Regions from separate parts of the Homo sapiens genome. Here region 2 is linked to region 1. Evidence: chromatin loops called from intact Hi-C (ENCODE). Cell type or tissue: heart right ventricle. All regions are shown on one strand.

Region 1 (2,500 bases):
TTAGCTCAGCAGAGGTGAATCGTAGACGAGAAAGTATATGCTGCAGGCACTGTGAGGCAAGGCATGCTGCCTAAGTTTCCTCATCTATAAAATGGGGATAATGCCTTCAGGACAGAAAAGCATGCTGAGATAATATAAGAAAAACATCTGGCTTGATGTTCAGCTTCCTCTCCCTGCCAAGCTATTGCTATGACTACATGGAATGTGCCATTTGCATTAAGAAAGATGCACAAGAGCGGACTGTATGTAAACACGCAGTCAGCACATACCTGGGTTCTGCCTGGTCTTTCTGGATGTTATTTAGAACTGGAAACAGGTTCTTAACCACTGATAATGCCTTTTCTACCTGAAAAGGATGAGGCATACGTATTGCAGGAATTCAAGGATGACCCAACATCCAGCCAAGCAGTCTCTTTGACCGAGGCATGGTTGACACAGCAGAATTACTAATTTTTAATAAGTCCCCACTGCTGAATCCAATGGCCTCTATCATTCTAATTAGGTACTCTTATTAGAGGATAAGGCTGGAGAGATTGACCTTGATTTACCTTTTTTCCAACCAAATGTGGAAAACCCTTTAGCACGGTGATTGTTAACCAGGGTCCCACATTAGAATCACCTGGGGGGGGGGCTTTTGAGACTCCAGACGCCTAACCCACACCCCAAACCCAACCAATTTAATCAGGATATCTGGGGGTTGGGGGATCAGGGTCCCATATTTTTCGAAGTCCCCAGTGTGATCCAAGATGAAGCCAAGGTTGAGACCTGCTGTCTAGGATCATCCCTCTTCACCTCAAGTAACTTCTGCTGCAAGGCAAACTAGGAAAGCCAACCTAGAGCATTTCACAACCACAGCTTCTGACAGCAGTCACAACAGGACCCCGAATACTGGAACATGACAGGAGCCTGCACCAGGGTCCACACCGAGGGTCCAACAGAGCTTATTAGTAGGGGATTACCCAGCTCCCCATGGGAGAACCATTTTCTCAAACAGTTTGCACTTCAATACAAATAAGTTCAACAATCTTAGGAGATGCCACCAGTGCCTAAATTGGCCTGACCATCAGGAAATTTTTTCCTTCTTTAAGAGACAAACCTCTTGGGAAGGAAAGTCAGTGTGTATGTGGGCACCCCACCGGCCCCCACCCCCAGCCAATCTCTAGAGAAGCAGACAGAAGCATCAATTCCCGTGCGGCTTGGAAAGCACCCCGCGGGCTCCCCGCTGCGCCGGCTCACGCCCACTGCACCTGCCGGCGCTCCGCCGCACCTGCCGTGCGGCGCCCTCCCCTCCTACCTTCCAGCAGCTCGTCCAGGCTGGTGACCTTCCGGCTGCCGTCGATGGTGTAGATAGTGCGGACACCCTGGGGCAGGTTCACGTTGTCCGACAGGGAGCGGGTGAGCTCTATGAGGAGCGCATCGAAGGACCGGAAGCGGTCGCTGGAGATGGCAAACACCAGGCCCTTGAAGTAGCGGTCCCCGTTCCGGTAGAAGCGCGCCTTCTTGGCCTTCTTCTCCGAGCTGAGGGCCTGCAGGGTCCGCGTGCGGTAGAAGCTGCAGTGGGCACTGTGCGCCGGACTGGGGATGAGCCCGTTCCCCTTGGGGCCCGAGCTGCTGCTGCCCCCGGAGGAGCTGGGGGCCCCTCTCCGCGACCCCGGCCGCGGCCTTTTGTCCCGTTCCTCAAAGTGCTCCAGCTCGATACTCCTGGTGCTGGCCATCGCGGCTGCTCCGAGGGCGTCCGCAAAAAGACGTTCCGGGCCGACTAAGGGTGCGAGCGCCGGTGCAGGGACGTCTGACTGCGAGGGCCCTTAACGCGCCGGGACACCTGGCTCTGGCATCCCGCCCTCTCCGCGCAGGTGGGGCCGAGGAGCCGCGGAGGAGCCGACCCGCCCGCGCCCTCAGCTAAAAGTGTCCGCAGCGCCGAGCTGCCCAGGTCATTGTCCAGTGCGACTTGCTCCGTGCCTCCCGCCTGCCGGGGAGCCCCACGCCCCCGCAAGCGCCTCCTCCACCCGGCCACGCCTCACAAGTCCCGCTCGGGAGCCGACCGGGAGAGGCAAAGTTGGGCCGCCCGAGGCTCGCGCTGGGCCCGCGGGCGCCCACAAAGCTCGGGCGTCTGCCGAGCGCTCCCGGGAGCGCCGAGGGGAGGAAGGAAGGAAGGGTGGGGCGGGGCGCGGAGCGTGGGAGAGGCCCCCGGGGGAGTCGCGCGGGCCCAGGCCCGGGGTGCAGCGCCGCCGCCTCGGCCGCGCCCGGATCCCGCCCGCCGGGCAGCGCGCGCCGTTCGGGGCTGAGAGGGCCGTGTCTGGCCCCTTCCTTCCCTGGAGCGCGGCCCTAGCGGGAAATAATGCAGCCCGCCTCCCACGCAGCGGTCAGGCCCGGCCCACTGGCAAGCATCCGCGCTCTGGCCTCCCTCCGCCGCCGACAGGCTGTCAGCGCTGGAGGAGGCTTCCCGGCCCCGGGGATGCCAAACCGCGGAGAAGGGGAGGAGGGGGCGGAGGAGGGGGCG
Region 2 (2,500 bases), 130 kb before region 1:
ACCTTTTTCTTTCTTTCTTTTTTTTTTTTTTTGAGACAGAGTCTTGCTCTTGTCACCCAGGCTGGAGTGCAATGGCGCAATCTCCGCTCACTGCAACCTCTGCCTCCTGGGTTCAAGTGATTCTCCTGCCTCAGCCTCCCAGGTAGCTGGGACTATGGGCACATGCCACCACACCCAGCAAGTTTTTCTATTTTTAGTAGAGATAGGGTTTCACCATTTTGGCCAGGCTGGTCTCAAACTCCTGACCTCAGGTGATCCACCCACCTCGGCCTCCCAAAGTGCTAGGATTAAAGGCGTGAGCGACTGTGCCTTGCCAGAATAACCTTTTTTCTTTTTTTCCTGGAGACAGAGGCTCGCTCTGTTGCCCAAGCTGGAGTGCAGTGGTGCGATCTCAGCTCAATGCAACCTCCGCCTCCCAGATTCAAGCAATTCTCCTGCCTCAGCCTCCCAGGTGGGATAATCTGTTCCTAGTAGAGTCATTTATAGATTATTGATAGGGTTGGAGTATGTGAAGAGGGCAGGAAAGCAGAGGTGAAGGGAGAGTTGAGAGGAAAAGTTGGTGATAGAAAAGCAGAGGAGGTAATAAAATCTGGAGTCTGACTTCTCTCACCTTCTCTTTCCCCCTTGTACGCTACTGCATGTTAGTTTTTTGCAAGTAAAACTGCCTTCACGTGAAAATGGAACCTGGAAATGCCAAGGTTTACGGTAAGAAAGAATAACAAGGCTACCCTAACTGCTTTCTCCATATTTAATCAATCTCAATCCTGTGCGGTAGGTCCTATTAATCCCTTTTTCCACAGATAGGGGTGATGTGACTTATCCAAGGTAAAACAGCTTAAGAGTGGCCATGCCAAGATCAAACCCAGGCACTTGGACTTCATGTGCTTTTTTTCCATTTTTAATTTTAAGTCAGAGTCTTGCCCTGTAGCCCAGGCTGGAATGAAGTGGCAGGATCTCGGCTCATTGCAACCTCTGCCTCCAGGGTTCAAGGGATTCTCCTGCTTCAGCCTCCCGAGTAGCTGGGATTACAGGCACCTGCCACCACGCCTGGCTAATTTTTGTATTTTTAGTAGAGATGGGGTTTCACCATTGTTGGCCAGGCTGGTCTTGAACCCCTGAACTCGTGATCCACCCACCTTGGCCTCCCAAAGTGCTGGGATCACAGGCATGAGCCACCGCACCTGGCCCTAAATGTTGTAATAGATTTACCTGTGTGGAGTCTGCTGGTACCACCAGAAACCCTGCTAGACAAATTCTAAAAGGGCTGTTACATTTCACGTGCTTTTGATCACCATCCTGTGTCTGTTTCCAAATGGAGGAGGCAGCAGAGGAGGGAGGGAGCTCAGGTCTCCTTCTTCCTCCAGGTCCTCTGTGTAGCTGCACACCAGGGGGCACCATTCCCACCTTAATAATCTGGCCAAAGCAGACCAAGACTTTTATCCTGGTTACCCTTAGCTTAACTAGAATAGCTCGGAATAATCACAAAAAAACTTAAGAATTAGAGGACAAAAGGAAAATAAACCAGAGTCTCGAGGAGATCTGTAGCCTCGTAACAAAGGCATAGTACAACTTGGCATGAATTGTCTTTATTTCAGAAGCCCCAGGGCTCCCCATGTTCCTGGCTGTGGGAGGCAGCCTGGGGCCACTGAGGTGAGAGAGGCTGTGTGTGGCCTGCAGAAATGCCTCCTCCCTAGGTGACCATCACCAGGAGCAGCCCTGACCTTCAGGAAAGTCAGATTCCCTAAGTCCAAACAGAAGCAAAGCCAAGTTCTAATACCTAGGAGCTAGGTTCTGGGGAAGAGGCCTAACAGGGACCTGCTGGATGGCGTTAGCCTTTAATAACTAATTTTACAAATTTTTGGTCTGATCATGTTGTTTCCAATCATTTGTTTAAGAAGACTGATCTTGCTTTCCCACTGTGTCCTTGGGGCTGGTAGTGTTTATGAGCATGGGCTCAACACCCAGCTATGCCACCATACCCACAGGGTGACTTCCATCACAGGCCCACCACAGAACATCATCCCACATCCTTGTAACCCATGTATCTGCTGAATCTGGATATGCTAATTCCAATCTATACCCATCTTGACAATACTCAGCTCCACTGAGTACTGTCTTCCAAAGAAAACCAAAAACGCTAAACTATTGTGAACTCTGTTATTGTACTAAAGCTTTATGGGGTTAGGTGGAAATAATGGGCACAGTGTGGACAGTTTCACTTTCAAGGAGCTCCCATTAGATACCTATTAGCAAACTTTTCCCCCAAGCCTCTCAGGAAAAGTTGTCACCAGGTATTTTTCTCTGTCTTTCCACCCCTCTTCACCCAGCCTCCTCCCTAACCCCAGGATTTCCTCTCTCTTTTTCCCACACCTCCCCCTCCCTATTCCCCTCCCAATCTCTCAACCCTTTTTCCTGTGGAGCAAATGTGTTACTCAGAAGGCTGAGACAAGAGAATCACTTGAACCTGGGAGGCAGAGGTTGCAGTGAGCCAAGATCACGC

The links. Peaks named below come from ENCODE experiments on the same cell type or tissue, not always from the same donor. Only the 100,000 strongest peaks of a DNase experiment are listed, where the experiment ranks them.
Region 2: it touches region 1 in a loop (2.0-fold over the local background); 44 of 110 quality-filtered maps call a loop at or near these places.

Annotation. Positions count from the first base shown.
Region 1 is chr4:150,078,243-150,080,742 of GRCh38, reverse strand. DCLK2 (doublecortin like kinase 2) reads right to left here and starts at 2,298. Exons shown (of 16, transcript NM_001040260.4): 1 at 1,295-2,298. The coding sequence starts at 1,715. In heart right ventricle, a CTCF peak has its summit at 1,282; DNase peaks (open chromatin) are centred at 1,512, 1,932 and 2,372; H3K4me3 peaks cover 2,472 bases; H3K27ac peaks cover 1,996 bases.
Region 2 is chr4:150,208,481-150,210,980 of GRCh38, reverse strand. All of the region lies in intron 5 of DCLK2 (doublecortin like kinase 2), which reads right to left. It also overlaps the pseudogene RNU7-194P. Among named protein-coding and RNA genes, the nearest start is that of DCLK2, 130 kb to the right of the region's middle. In heart right ventricle, CTCF peaks have their summits at 1,192 and 1,393 (motif pointing right); a DNase peak (open chromatin) is centred at 1,390.